2 separate regions of the Homo sapiens genome follow, and region 2 is linked to region 1. The links are chromatin loops, found by intact Hi-C in ENCODE. Cell type or tissue: heart left ventricle. All regions are shown on one strand.

Region 1 (8,000 bases):
CTCAGGGGCAGCATGGAATTGGCCCCTCTGTACCAGTGTATCCCACCATCCCCCTTGCTGTCATCTGGTCCCTTTTGTTTCAGTGACATCCTGTGGGGCAGGGGACACATGGAGCTGACACCCTTGCCTACTCTGGCTTTCGCTGTCTCTGTAAGTCATACACTGTCTGAATGTGTCAGCTTTGCCTGGACACTTCCTGAGTTTCGCTGGTATGACCCTTGTCGACCGGTCAGTGGTGGACTCCCTCGGGCACCAGCTGGGGAAGGCCTCATTCACTGATGAACTTGCCAGGAAGGGCTCTTAACCTGGAGTCCACAGACAGAATCCAGGGGCTCTGCCAATGTGGATGGGAGCCAATCACAGCTGCATTTCCCCTAGCTGCTACCTGAAATTATTTCTTTCAGTGATAAATGCAGACAAGAAACCACAAAAGTATTAGCAATACCTGTGACTTTGTCACCAACGGAAATCAAGCATATTTTCATATCACCTGACAGTTGGTGTAGAGATCTTGAAATATTGTGTCATTTCATCATGACTTTGAAGTTATGATAAATATTGGGCCTACACCTAGATCTTATTAATTAGTGCGTTTTAAAAGTGGTACATGTATTACTATACCATAACTCAAAATATTTTGATAACCGTATTTCATTCTAACTAGTTTTCTTTGTTATCTCGTGTATTTAATTTTATCCAAATATTCTTCTCCATTGTCCTGCCGCGTGGCCACTTGCTATCACACTGGTTATTGCTTGGCTATGTCCTTGGCAAATCATCTTCTCTGGCTCTCAGTTTTCTTGTCCTTAAAATGAAGGGATCAGCCTGTCAGATAATCAGTAAGCATTCTGCCAGCCAGAAAAGGGATCTGATTGTGCGTATTTTAGCACTTCCGCTGTGCCACAACTGAGGTGTTACATGAGGAAAACTGAAACTGGGATTTTGTGCTAACACTTATGGAAAGGTCATTTTAGCCTTCATCAAACAGAAAACTTCTAAGAATTTGTCTAGGAAATATGCAAAAAATTATCTGCAAATATGTTTTGAGTAAAAAACTAGAAACAACCTAAATATTCAGCGATAGGAGATTAAAACATATTTACATGATGGAACAGTAACAGCCATTAAAACAACGCTGTAGGATAATAACATGAAAAAGTAGCCATGCTATACAATTAATTTTTAAAAGCCATTTGCGATACTTGAACAGCTATGTGATTTATTATTATTATTATTATTATTTTGAGACAGGGCCTTGCTCAGTCACCCAGGCTGGAGTGCAGTGGGTCTATCACTGCTCACTGCAGCCTCGACCTCCCAGGCTCAAGCACTCTGCCCATCTCAGACTCCCAGGTAGCTGAGACTATAGGCACATACTACCACATAATTAGCCTGGCTAATTATTTTTATGTTCATTTTGGTAGAGACAGGGTCTTGCCATGTTAACCAGGCTGGTCTTGAACTCCTGGGCTCAGGTGATCAGCCTTCTGAAGTGCTGGGATTACAGGCATGAGCCACCGTGCCCAGCCTGATTCTATTTGTACAAAAACATATGGATATATATGCATAGAAATCAAGGTAAAAGAATATAATCAAACATGTTAATATCAATTACATTTAAGTAGAGGAATTATGGTGATTTTTACTTTCTTCTTTGTGTTTTTCTGCCTAGTAAAATTTCTATAATTCATATTCACATATATATGACTATGATAAGAAAAACAATAAATGTCAGTAGGAAATCAGTGGAGAATATCACACAAAGCATTGGTGGCAAACCCACTGATTTTTGGGAGCTGCATCTTTTATCCCTAATTTTTCCATTAATCAGGCAGAATTTTAGGCATGACAGCAAGGAAACAATGAACCCCTGCCCTTTTGTCATCCTTGTTACTACAGTGAGCACCTGCTTCATGAGCAGGGGCTGAGACCATGGGGGCCTGTGGGTCAAAGCCCCCACTGTGTCTCTTGACAGCCCCAGTGGGGCTGCATGACTGGCCCCTCCCCAGCTTCCCTGATGTTCCCCAGGCCATACCTGCAGGTTGGTGGCCTCCTCTGCCCACCAGACTTCAAACTCTTTCTGTAGCTTCACCTTGGCTTTGTCCATGAGCAGCTGCAAGTGCTCGATCTCCACCTTCAGGGCTTTCAGGCGAGTGAACATTGTTTTATACCTGCGGTGGAATCGGGGAAGAGTCAGGGCACTGCTGTCTTGAAAGCACGGCATGGATGCAGGGCTGTAAATGAATGGGGCCCGTGCCTCAGAATCCCGTCAGAGCTGCCCTGGTGCTCAGGGACTGGGACCCTATAGGAGCTTCGGAGGCCAGGCTATGGCACCAGGGTTTGAGTCCATCACAGAGAAGCAGACGGAGACATTTTGGTCCAGTAGGCCCATGGGAATCTGTGTGTGAGATGAATAGCCTCTCCCCCAAGAATGAGAACTGCCATTTGCTGAGCACTTACTAAGGGATAAGCATTGCTGCAGGCACTCAACATATATAAACTCATTTAATTCTCCTCACAACCCTATGAAGGAGATACTATGATTATCACCTCCATTTTACAGATTCGGAACCTGAGACAGGTATGAAGAGGTTATATAACTTGCTCTATGGGACAGAGATAACTGAGGAGCCAGGATTTGAACCCAGGTGGTCTGGTTCTAGAACCACAGTCTTAACTGCCTCACCATTCCGCTGGCTCACCTTCATGCTGAGGACCAAAAGTAACACTGTGCTTATGAACGCATACATATATTGGTTTTGAGAATGCTATAATGAATCAGAAATTGTCCAATAGGAAACAGTCCAATAGCCAGGCCGAAGAGATAAGTTGGCCTCTAAGGTGACACTGAGATTGGAAATGTGGGCCAAGGGGACAAGATGAAGATGGAGTAGAGACACAAGAAGAATGGGTTGGAGGCTGGGTGTGGTGGTTCACACCTGTAATCCCAGCACTTTGGGAGGCTGAGGCGGGTGGATCACCTGAGGTCAGGAGTTTGAGACCAACCTGAGCCTACATGGTGAAACCGTGTTTCTACTAAAAATACACAATTAGCTGGGTGTTGTGGTGCGTGGCTGTAATCCCAGCTACTCAAGAGGCTGAGGCACGAGAACTGCTTGAACCCGGGAGATGGAGTTTGCAGTGAGCCAAGATCACACCACTGCACTGCAGCCTGGGAAACAAAGTGAGGCTCCATCTCAAAAAAAAAAAAAAAAAAAAAAGCGGGGGGTGTTGGAAAGAAACTAAGGAAAATGAACAGAGCGAGGGAGAAGGTGGACGACTGGCGAGGGCCCCAAGGGAGTGGAGAGCGACAGCAGCGTGTGTGCTCAGGTAGACTTCTGTAGGAAGACACCTGCACATCTGCCAGGAGCGACCTGAAGACCAGCGCCTGGGGCTTTGATCTCCTGGGTGTGCGTCGGGGGGCAGGGGCGGTGGTGCATGCCAGGTCAGCTGGGGGTTGGGGTGGGGCAGGGAGTGTGCTGCAGTGACACCACCAGCTCCTTGAGGCAGGGAAGATGACTGTAGTCTCTCCAGAGCCTACCCATGGCATGGAGGAGATAGCACACATGTGCTAAATGCATCAATGAATGAGTGGATGCAGCTTGATCAGCATGTGGAGCAAGATTCGGTGACCATGCTGTATATCAGGAATGGCTACATGCCTGTTTATGCTTGAGGCTCCTCACTCTGTAAGTGAAGTCGTTTGGAGACCCCAAATGCCTGCGGCTGCGTGAGAGTATGACGTTCTCAGGACTCGGAGGGAAGTGGACTTCAGCCATAGGCACGCGGAAAACCACCGTGGTCATATTTCTTGGCTCCCGTAGGTGGCAGCAGTGGACAAGCCCAGCTGCTTCCCGGGCCTGGCTTGGCTTGTTCTGCATTCTAACCTCACACTGCCTGGGGTCCTGCCTTTCACACCTGCCTGCTCAAAGGCAGCCCCTCCTCCTCCTGCTGTTCTAGGATCCAGCTGCTGGACCCACATCCCTGAGTAGCTGCAGCCCTGGGAAGCTCCAGGACGACACTGAGACCCTGGGAGGCTGGGCTCGGACTGTGTGTGGCTAAAAGGAAGGGCACCTTCTCTTTTCTTCCTCCAGTTGTGATCGCAGCTTCTCCTCCTGCTGGTCTGGCATCAGAGGCACGGCCATGTTTTCCGAGATTCCTGTAGAAGGAAGGTGCCAATGGGATGGTGAGAAAGAAGGGTAAAAGGAAGAGTGTGATATTTGGGCAGATGACAGAGTTCAAGGGCACCCCAAGAAGAAAGGAGCCTCTGTGAGTTCCTTCTGGGGCCTCTTGGTGGCAACCTCTGCTCAGCTGAAAGCCCTGAGAGGAGCAGCTTCCAGGGTTATTGTCCCTCTGCTGTCCCTCCCACTGCCAACATCTGTCACTGGAAGGGAATCTTCCTCTGTGTCTACTAATCCTTTTACTATTGAGCTCATTCATTTCCTGTTGAGTTTCCAGGGAAGACGCAAAATAGCATTTCCCCATCCTCTGATAAAGAGCCCTTCAGGGCCAGGCACAGTGGCTCACGCTTGTAATCCCAGCACTTTGGGAAGCCGAGGCAGGAGGATCACCTGAGGTTAGGAGTTCGAGACTGGCCTGGCCAACATGGTCAAACCCCGTCTCTACTAAAAATACAAAAATTAGCTGGGCGTGGTGGCGGGCGCCTATAATCCCAGCTACTCGGGAGGCTGAGGCAGGAGAATTGCTTGAACATGGGAGGCGGAGGTTGCAGTGAGCCGAGATCATGCCATTGCACTCCAGCTTGGGCAACAAGAGAGAAACTCCATCTCAAACAAACAAACAAAAACAAACAGATAAACAAAAACAAAAGCCCTTCACAAAAAAAGGAAACCTCTCTAAACCATCTGACATCTTTCTCTGCACAAGTGGAGGTGCTTAATTTCCAGCCTCAGAATCGTGTCTCCTGTTTTTCACTCCCTCTGCAGCAGTGGTTCTCAAGCCTGATGAACGCAGGCCATGTTAATTCACAACCAGGGATGAGCCCAAGCCTTGGCGATGGGACCATCATGAGGCCCAGGGGAGGGCTGAGCACGTCAGCAGGGATCAGCTGCTGCGTGTGTCTGCGTCCCTGCTGATGCCGACCTCTGTCTTCCCCCACATGACTGCCACTGGTGCCTGGTTGCCTGCTCTGGCTAGTGTGCTCATCTGAAGCTGGCTGTCTCCTAGCCCAGAGTGTGGGGACTTTTTATTCTTCTAGGAGTCTCTTCGTGGTTGCCCTGCTTTTCTGAGCTCCACAGACAACATCCTAGAAGTCGTACAGCCCTGCTTTTTACTCTATGTAGGGAAGACTCTGCTACAGTCCATGTGCTTCCAGACATGCTCAGACTGAATCCTTATAGCATTTATTTGTGGTAAGTGTTATTATGCCCATTTTACAGATAAGGATATTGAGGTTCAAAGAGGGTAAACTGCCCAAGTTATGTGGCTAACTTCAGGAAACTTGGATTCAAAAATCCCTCGTATAACATTTCTGACAGAGGGTCATCTGCTTTCTGCTCAAATACTTGCAGGGATGAGGAGCTCACTACTTTGCAGGGTAGTGCATTTCATGGCGGACAGCTCTGTTTCCTCCTACTTTTGAGCCAAGACATTTCCCGCTAACTTCTTTTCACCTCTACTTTGGCTCTTTGGAGCAGTGTAGCATATCTTTCTTCTTAATCTGATGGTCCCTTAAATATCTGAACAACAACATCAAAATATCACATGTGTCTGGAACTTTTTTTTTTTTTTGAGATGGAGTCTCGCACTGTCACCAGGCTAGAGTGCAGCAGCGCGATCTCCACTGACTGCAACCTCTGCCTCCCAGGTTCAAGCGATTCTCCTGCCTCAGCCTCCTGAGTAGCTGGGATGTAGTCCATCCCAGGGTGGTGTGGTAGTGGTATGGTGCACACCACCACGCCCAGCTAATTTTTGTATTTTTAGTAGAGATGGGGTTTCACCATGTTGGCCAGGATGGTCTCGATCTCTTGACCTCATGATCCACCCACCTCGGCCTCCTAAAGTGTTGGGATTACAGGTGTGAGCCACCGCGCCCAGCCCCCTTTTTTTTCTTAGACTGACTCCTGCTCAATCCCTCACCTGAAGTCTCAGTGACCTGGTTACTTTCCCATTTATCTTAAGTGTGAAGGCTAGGTCTTGACATAATACTTCCATGGGTCTGAAAGGTATAGAGTAGAGTAGGGCTCCTCTTACCTTTTAAAAATTTAAGCTCTATATTTTTGTAGTAGGTGAATTACTAACAATGACCATTTACTGGGGACTTTCTATGTTCTAAGTTCTGCCAAATTCTACTAGGCACTGGGCTAGGTCCTCCATGTACCCTATTGCTAATTCTCAAAATAACCCTTCAAGGATGGCATTGCCATCTTCTTTCAGCTAGATTCTTGGTCTCAGAGAGGGCCATGGATAACTCAAGGTTACATAGCTACTAAATAGCAGAGCTGGGATGTGAACCCATTTGTTTTTTTCTGATTCCAAGGAGCTAAATGTTTCTACCAGACAGCCTCCCCAACACTGCTTATGATTTTTAGCAGCTCTGTCGTGGTTGGCCCCTATTAAGCTTGTGGTCAGTTTTAAAACTTGCATTTTTTAAAAATAAGTGATTGTTAAAATGCGTCCTGTTTCAGTGTGATTGTCCTTTTGATCCCAAAGGCAACACTTCACATTTATTGGCAGCCTAGTCTGCTGAGAGGTCCTTATTCTGTCACGCCATTATTCTTCCCCTTTGACTCCCTTACCCATTTGTTACCTGTGTCTTTTGTGTCATTAGCTTACTGATAACTATGCTAACTGGATCACGATTCTGTCTGTCATCTTCCAGGTGCCATTGACCCCCCTTTTCCTTATGTCAATTGCCAACTTTAAATCGACAGGCAGAGCAAGTGTCTTATTTCATTATCTAAACACAGGACATGCAGATACCATCAACATCCCACCTGAAGTCCACACTGTCATCTGTGTTGGTGCAATTTATTGGCTCAGATGAGGCAGCCCGCCTGTCCACATCACCCACAGCCCCCCAAGTCTCAGGCACAGGAAGCCCTCAAGGGCAGAGATTGGGGTCCTCCTGCTCTTAGTGTCTTCCCCCAGTGCTGTGTTCAGACTCCATGAGTCACTCCATGAGGGTGACTCAGTGCCTCGCATGTTTGCTGGCCTTGCCTTCTTTGAAAGTCATCAGACATGATAAACTGAAGGAAGTATCTTAATATGAAACCGACAATGGTAGGACTTTCAATGGACAAACAATTCCTTTTTAAAAAGTTTCAGAAATGGGCCCAGGTATCTTCCAGCCTGCTAAAAAAGTAACACTGTGAATTTCCTTCCTCCTTTTAACACTTTTGTCCCCACCCCAAGGACACCCCCAAGAAATTCAGTGAAGCCCCACTCTGCGGTGACTGGCTAGACGTCCTGCTGCAAGCCCAGTACGTGAGAGACTGCTGGAGGCGGGCGGAGGAAGGGCTGCTGGACTCACACAGGGCCATCTCACCCGGCCAGAAGAGGCAGTCTCCAGGCCTTGGTGAACAGACAGCAGAAGGTAGGGGGGACGGCCAGGGCGGCCTGCTTTTCCATTTAAAGGCTGCGGTCACCCCATGTGAACGCAGAGCCCCTCTGTAGGAGGCAGGCTCTTGCCTCAGCCCATGACTGGTTGTCTTTTCCTTGGGCATCTTGCAGGTTCCCTGGCAGGTCACAGAGTCTCAGGTGCCCTGGAAGTGTGTGGGGTGCTCGGGAGCCTTAGGCAAGGAGCACATTCTGAATGCAGCTGACACAAGCACAGAATGATAACATCAACGCCATCTGGGGAGTCGCTTGAGCCCATTCCCTGCGCAACACCACTTTCATTCTCACCACCTCAGCTGGCAGACATGATCACCTCTGCTTCACAATCAGGAAGACCAAGGCTTAGGGTGACTGGGTGGCTTGTGCGATGCCACAAAGCTACCAAATAGCAGCGCCAGGCTTTGGATCCAAGTCTAGTCACT
Region 2 (8,000 bases), 360 kb after region 1:
TGGAAAGCATTACCACTGTTAAAACTATCAAAGATTCATTTTATATATCCTTTTTATTAATCTGTTATTACAATTTACTTTATGATGCCTTAAAGAATAAAAGTAATGCAGTAATGAAGCTATAAAATGAAGAGAAAGAAAAAAATTCCTTTGAGTCACTCTCAATTTAATACTACAAAAAGCATTTCTAGTCAGAGAAAGAACTCTACAATCTTTTGCGGACAAGAAGATATGGCATTAAACTGTGGAGTTTTTAAGGGCGAACAGGGATATACTAATTCAATATTTATTCATTCCCATTCTCTTTGTGTGTATGTGTGTGTGACACCTAAAAATATGACACCTAAAACTACTTCCTGGAGGATCAAACAATCCACTCTACAGACTCACCAAAGACATACAAAATGAGGTACATTAAAATATCCAAACACTGCATTTTAAGAGAAAAGAAAGTTCAGTATTAAATCCAAGACTCTCCATCCACTTCCCTGAGCCCCACCCCTACCCATCCTGTCTCTTGACCTTATCCCAGCCTCTGCTCTGACTGCTGAGCCCATGTAGATAAGCTCAACAGTTTAAGCTAAGAATCTGGGGGGAAATGTTACATACAATACACTTTTTACATATGATGCACTCTAAAAAGAAATGCATGTAAGTGATTATTAGAGGAGAGAAAATGGGAAGATACCCATGGTTCTTTCTACACCACTTTATTCCTGTTTTAAATACATAAATTATACGAGGCAAATGCTTAATCATGAGATGCTATGATATTCCACATAGACATATACCCAGTATATATATGGAACAGGAATACAACATTATTAATATGCCCACTCCATATACTCACAAATATGATCCAAATTGCCCTTGCCTAAATTGTCACTTTGAGAGGCAAAAAAGGTTTCCGAAAAGGGGATAGCTTTGAAATCAAAAATCCTTAATTAAAATTACAGCTCTGCTGTTCACAATAGCAAAGACATAGAACCAATCTAAATGCCCATCAGTGATAGACTGGTTAAAGAAAATGTGGTACATATATATACACCATGGAATACTATGCAGCCATAAAAAAGGATGAGTTCATGTCGTTTGCAGGGACATGGATGAAGCTGGAAACCATCATTCTCAGCAAACTAAAACAAGAACAGAAAGCCAAACACCACATGTTCTCACTCATAAGTGGGAGCTGAACAATGAGAACGCATGCACACAGGGAGGGGAACATCACACCCTGGGGCCTGTCGTGGGGTGGGAGGCTACGGGAGGGATAGCATTAGGAGAAATACCTAATGTAGATGACAGATTGGTGGGTGCAGCAAACCACCACGGCACGTGTATACCTACGTGAGAAACCTGTACGTTCTGCACATGCACCCCAGGACTTAAAGTATAATAACGAATAAAATAAATGTTCTAAAATTGAAAAAAAAAATTACAGCTATGCCACTCCCCAGCTGGGTGCCTTGGTCACATTATTTAACCTGAGACTCAGTTTCCTAATCTGTAAAATGCGGAAAATGACACCAACCTTGCAGGGTTCTTGTGAGAATGAGAGATAATGCAGATAAAGCACCTGTCAGGTGGCCATTTCTCAAGATACATAAGAATGACTATGCTCCCTTCTAGGCAGAAGAGAGGATGTTTTGAAATATTTAAGAAGCATAAAAAGTGCTGGGCGCGGTGGCTCACGCCTGTAATCCCAGCACTTTGGGAGGCCGAGGCGGGCGGATCACAAGATCAGGAGGAGATCGAGACCATCCTAGCTAACAGGGTGAAACCCGGTCTCTTCTAAAACCACAAAAAATTAACCGGGCGTGGTGGCGGGCACCTGTAGTCCCAGCTACTTGAGAGGTTGAGGCAGGAGAATGGCGTGAATCCAAGAGGCAGAGCTTGCAGTGAGCCGAGATCGCGCCACTGCACTTCAGTCTGGGTGGCAGAGCGAGACTCCGTCTCAAAAAAAAAAAAAAAAAAAAAAGGTGCATACAAAGTATCATTGCTCAGAGTCAGGGCAATGTCTTAACCTTCTTTATACCTTTCTGAATTTAGCACACTAGAGGAAGCACCTGGTAAATATTTAGTTAATTGTTTCTGAATGAAGTACACATGCGTATTCTTTGGGTCAGGATGCTTAAGCATCTACCTATATCTATTAATACAAGGAGTATATGTAAAGGTTCACGTTTATGTTGGAGAATAACAACAGTCAACTAATTACTGAGGCCCCACTGGGTGCAAAGTACTACATATGTGTATGCTTTGTGCATTTGTGTCTATCTATATTTGTATTATTTCAGAGGTACATAAACACGCATCTCTTGCTTGCACGTTTTGCCCGAGTGCCAAAATGTACCTTTGAGTGTATCTGCATGTGCGGTGCTGCGTGAGTTTCCCAGAAAGGTGCAATAAGTGCTTATGTGTAGTTGAAGCGCACACTATACAGGCATACTGAACATGCACTAGTCTGCCCCCGCGTGAACACGTGTGCCTGGGTGCAAAAAAAATGGCTCTCTGCCGGGTCTGCGCTGTGCCAGGTAGGAGTGGCCTGGCTGTCGGTCGCGTAGCTGACAGCAGTGCGCGGGGGTCTTCGCGGCTGCAGGGCTCCTCGGTCAGTGTGTGCGGGATTCCGGGCGGCCTCGGCGCCCACCAGCAAGCCCCTCACCTCCGCCCAGCCCCTTCGCGTGCCGCCGCCCGACCCCAGCCCAAGAGGCCCCGCCGCGCCGGCGCCCCGGAGGCTCCAGCCCGTACCCCTTGTTGGTGCTTCCGGACAGGGGGCTTCACCCTCGCGAATATCTGGATAGTCTGCTTCACCATCTCCTCCCTGGCTCTGCAATGACCCTTGACCTCTCTCAGGCCCGGGCTGCCAAAACTAACTCCCACCACCTCCGGCGACCCACAGTCTTAGCAACAGTAGCTAGGGACACTACCCAGTGAGCACCTTGGCAGCCAGGATCCCGCCTCCTCCCTCTAATTGGTCGCGACCGGAAGGAGGCCACTACGGGGCGGGGCTAGGGAGGGGAGGGCGGGGGTGGAGAGGAGAGCGCTGCGCATGCGCATGAGCGAGTGTCTGGGCTCTGGGTTTAGCGCCGGACCCGGCCTGGACCGTGTGGTTAAAGGGGAACAACCACCATGCCTTGCCCCGCCCCGCTCATTCACCCATTTTATTCTCCATGCCCTTGCCTTTAAAAAAAAATACAGCACTGGGCCGGGCGTGGTGGCTCATGCTTGTAATCCCAGCAGTTTTTGGGAAGCCGAGGTGGTAGGATCGCTTAGAGCCCAGGAATTTGAGACCAGCCTGGGCAGCATAGTGAGACTCCGTCTCTACAAAAAATACAAAAGTTAGCCAAGCGTGGTGGCGCGCCTGTATCCCAGCTACTCGGGAGGTTGAGGCAGGAGGATCGCTTGAGCCCGGGAGGTCGAAGCTGTAGTGAGCCAAGATTGCAGAACTGCTCCAGCCCACTTGGAGATCACAGTCTGAAGAAGGAGACAGATTTTTTTTTTCCTTCACAAGGTCTCTCAAGTGACAAGGAGACAGATTTTCAACAGGAAATCAAAACCAAGGAATACAAACTATGCCATGATGGAATTAGAAGTGGGGCTAGCTCTGTTTTGGAAAAGGATAAAACTGGATGAAGGGGACTGTTTCCCACACAATGGTCACGGCAAGAAAGGATGAGCTCTTCAAACACTGTTAGCACATGAAAAGATAGTCAACATTATTATCCACGTGGGAAATATAAGTTAAAACCACAATGAGGCATCACTATTCATCTATCAGAATGGCTTAAAAAAAAAAAAAAAAAAAAAAAGTGGCAACACCAGATGCTAGCAAAGATGTGGAGAAACTGAATCAGTTGCACTTTACTGGTAGGAATGTATAATGTAAAACATACACTGTATAAAGGTACAGCCACTCTGGAAAATAGTTTGACAGTTTCTTACAAAACTAAAGGTGCAACTACTCTAAGACACAGCAATTGCACTCTTGGGCATTTATCTCAGATGAATGAAAACGTGTGTTCACACAAAAACCTGCGCATGTGTGTTTATAGTTTTAGCACCTTTATTTGTAATAGCCCCAAACTGGAAAAAAAACCCAGATGTTCTTCAGCTGATAGTTTAAAATAACTGGAATACCATTCAGCAATTAAGAAGGAAGGAAGTGTTGATACACGTAACAAATTGGTTGAATTTTCGGGGAATTATGTTTCATGAAAGAAGCCAGACTCGAAAGCTAACTACCGTATGGTTCTATTACTATTGCCAGGGAGGTGTGCAGGGTATGGTTATAAAAGAAATCCTTGTGATGGGCTGTTCTGTATCTTGACTGTGATGGTGATCACAGAAATCTACACATGTGATAGCATTGCATAGAACAAATTACACACATGTTCAAATAAGCACATGTAAAACTGGCAAAAGTCACATAAAATTGAATAAGATTGATGGATTGTATCAATGTCAATTCCCTGATTTTTATATTGTACTATAGTTATGCAAAACATTACCACTGGGGAAAACTGGGAGATGGGTATACGAGTTCTCTCTGTATTATTTTTTACAAAACAAAAAGTTTATTAAAGACACCCTTTTTTCTTTCTTTCTTTTTTGAGACAAGGTCTTGCTCTGTACCCCAGGCTGGAGTGCAGTGGCATGAACACGGCTCACTGCAGCCTCAACCTCCTGGGCTCAAGCGATTCTCCTGCCTCAGCCCCACAAGTAGCTGGGCTTATAGACATGTGCCATCACACTCAGCTAATTTTTGTATTTTTTGCAGAGACAGGATTTCATCATCTTGCCCAGGCTGGTCTTGAACTCCTGAGGTCAAGCAATCCACCCACCTCAGCCTCCCAAAGTGCAGGGATTACAGCCATGAACCACTGCACCCAGCTGAAAGACACTTAAGAAAACAAAAAGACTAACTACAGATTGGGAGAAAACTTTTGCAAAACACGTATCTTGATAAAGGACTTGCATCCAGAATATATACAAACTGTTAAAACCTAATAATAGAAAAACAAACAATTCATTTGTTTAAGGTGAAGGGAGGGTGCAAAGATTTGAACAAACGCTTCACCAAAGAGGATCTATGGATGGCAAATAAGCACATGAAAAATATGCTCAATATCATTAATCATTAATGAAATGAAATTAAAACCACAATGAGATACCACTACACATCTCTTAGAATGGCGAAAAATAAGAAAATAAAACTGACAAAACTAAGTGCCGACATGGATGCAGAGCATCTAGAACTCTCAAACATCACTGATGAGAAAACAAGATGGACCAGCCACTTTGTAAAATAGTTTTGTAATTTCTTATAAAGTTATACACATACTTACCATATGACACAACAATCCCACTCTTAGTTATTAACCCAAATGAAATGAAAACTATGTTCACATAGAAACCTAAACATGAATGTGTATAGTGGCTTTATTCACAATTGCCAAAAACTGGAAACAAAGTAAATGTTCTTCAGCTGGTAAATAGATAAACAAACTGATATATCTATGCCGTAAAAAGGAATGAATTACAGATGCCTACAACAACATGGTTAAGTCTCACATTTATTATGATGAGTGAAAGATACCAGACTCACTGCGTACTTTATAATTCCATATATAATTGAATTATATATAATATATATCTAATTATATATATCATATATAATATGTTATATATGTTATATATTATATGTCATATATAATTATATTTATATCTGTATATATATATGACATTCGAGAAAAAAAAAAACTGTAAGGATAGAAAACAGATCAGTGGTTTCCAGGTGCTGAGGGTAGGAAAAGGGGTTGACTGCAGATGAACATGGGAGAGTTTTTTGGGGGGTGATGGAACTGTTGCATATTTAGATTGTGGTTGTGGTAACATAAGTATATGCATTTGTTAAAACTCATAGAACTATCTATACACTTAAAAGAGTGAATTATACTGTATATAAACTGTACCACAATAAGAAAAGAAAAAAAAAAGAAGAAGATTGAGTATGAACAGGTGCTGCAATATCAGGAATTGAGAAGAAGAGAGAACCAGGTATTTATTATATAGACTTTGGGGCTTTTTCACCTAGCAAGGAAGAGATGACTCAAGATTGGGTGCAGGTATTCACCTGGACAAGCAAAATAGATGGGAGTGGGAAAAAGGAGGAAATAAGGAGTTGGGGACATGTTAAATTTCAATTGCTTGTGGGACTTCAGAAGTAACTGGATAAGGTTTAGGAGTAAGTTATGGTGGAAATATAGGCTTGGGAGTCATCACAAAGTTTTTTCCAGAAAGTAACCAAGTCACTCACGAGCATCAAGGTTGAAATCCTAACACTGATGGTTGGAGGTGGAAGAGGGGCTGCAAAAGAAGTTGAAGGAAGCAGCCAGAGAGGTCTGAGAGAGAAAAGGGAATGTTATGCCATGGAAGCCAAGGGAAGAGAACATTTTGAGAGGAAAGTATTCAACGGTGTTGAATAGTAAAGACAATGCACTGAAAAACACCCATTTCATTCAGCAACTAGAAAGTCATTAGTAATATAGATTTCAGTGGAGTAGCAGTGTCAGAAGTCAGGTTGCCAGAGGCTGAAGAATAAGTGGGAAGTTAGGAAGTGGAGGCAGTCAAGATAGGCTACTTTTCACAGAAGCCTAGTTGTGAAGGATTGTGAAGAAGCAACACACAGGTGAGAGCTAGAGGAACCCAGCGTACCAGTGGTCTTTGTCCATATCCAAAGGGGTATATCTAATAAACAAGGGGAGGTTGACGGTATGGGGAAGAGAGAAGAGAATGGGTGTTTTCCTCAGATGAGCAATTGCACTTACCAAGAGGGTGTAATGGAAGGTGACAAGGCCAGGGAGCCAAGGGTATTCACAAAGGAGCATTTTAATCATGAAGTCTAGGCTGCTTAAAGATACCTGTGGTCTTTGAAGAAGTGTTGCAAAAGGAAGAAGGGAAATCTGTGGGTCCAGGATGTGGGATCTTTAACAATTCCTGTCTTGAGCTCTGGGTCATACAATTAAATGTTTCGATGGAGAGAAAATGTGGGTTCCAATCCTGCATCTGTCATTCCCAAATCCTGTGTTCATCTTTACTTGTGTGACCTTGGGCAAGTAATTTATGCTTTTAAGTCTCAGTTGCCTCATCCAATAAATGAAGATAGATAATAACAATAGCTACCTCATGGGGTTATCATGGACATGTAATGTGGGCATTAACGTGGTTTCCGGTGAATAGAGAATGCTCATATCTAAAGGGTTCTGACCTGTGGATTGAATTCCTTTGATTGTAAACACCTTCTAAAGAGCAGAAACAATGGCATACATATGCATGTAAGACATATTGGAGATTGCAAACTCAAATGTCTCCTGGGGCCAGACCAATGATGTAAATTCATCAAGCAGACAGGCATATGACAATAGGGAGCGTCATGGTGAACTGGAGACTAGTGCCCCAACTAAAACCATTCACATTCAAAATGGTTACAGCACAGTACTGCCTAAATAAAGCACATTTGCAGGACCATACTTCAACCCCTTTTTCTGTTTCTGGTATAACTGACCTCAGTAACTCCCAGGCCCACTGCCTCTGACAGGTTTACCTAAATCTCAAACAGATGGCTGTAATGTGTACAAAATAGGTTTTGAGATTAAATCTCCAAGTCACAGTGTCTTTCCCACCCCTGGATTTATATTCAGTGTTATTATTTGTATTTTATCTGCTTGTTTAAATGTGAGAATTAAGATGCTTTTCAACTATTTAAAAGATGCTTGAACTTTGTAGTTGCCAAAATAACAGATAATTGTACCAGGCAAATTAGCCAGGGTTTATAAGCCTCAAATCTGAAAGAAATTAAGCTGTGCCTGAAATGAATTAGTCTATCGGTAAGTTAGTTGGATTTGTTTGCTTGTATGTTTCGTTTTGTTTTGTTTTGTTTAAAAAAAAAATGAAACTACGCTCTCGCACTAGTTTTCAAATACCTCTTTAGCTGTTGCTGC

Evidence for each region. Peaks named below come from ENCODE experiments on the same cell type or tissue, not always from the same donor. Only the 100,000 strongest peaks of a DNase experiment are listed, where the experiment ranks them.
Region 2: a loop joins it to region 1, with 2.7 times the contacts of the local background. A loop is called at or near these places in 6 of 110 quality-filtered maps.

What each region holds. Positions count from the first base shown.
Region 1 is chr6:39,358,360-39,366,359 of GRCh38, forward strand. It overlaps KIF6 (kinesin family member 6), which reads right to left. Exons shown (of 23, transcript NM_145027.6): 17 at 4,075-4,159; 18 at 2,036-2,171. It overlaps LOC107986594 (a long non-coding RNA gene), which reads left to right. Exons shown (of 4, transcript XR_001744111.2): 3 at 7,375-7,555. Among named protein-coding and RNA genes, the nearest start is that of KCNK16, 40 kb to the left of the region's middle. In heart left ventricle, a CTCF peak has its summit at 3,824 (motif pointing right); DNase peaks (open chromatin) are centred at 3,385 and 3,832; H3K27me3 peaks cover 793 bases.
Region 2 is chr6:39,722,497-39,730,496 of GRCh38, forward strand. KIF6 (kinesin family member 6) reads right to left here and starts at 2,912. Exons shown (of 23, transcript NM_145027.6): 1 at 2,749-2,912. The coding sequence starts at 2,814. RefSeq lists silencers at 2,633-2,702, 2,915-3,246, 2,953-3,152. In heart left ventricle, no CTCF peak of the experiment used is centred here; DNase peaks (open chromatin) are centred at 2,585 and 3,025; H3K4me3 peaks cover 1,278 bases; H3K27ac peaks cover 285 bases.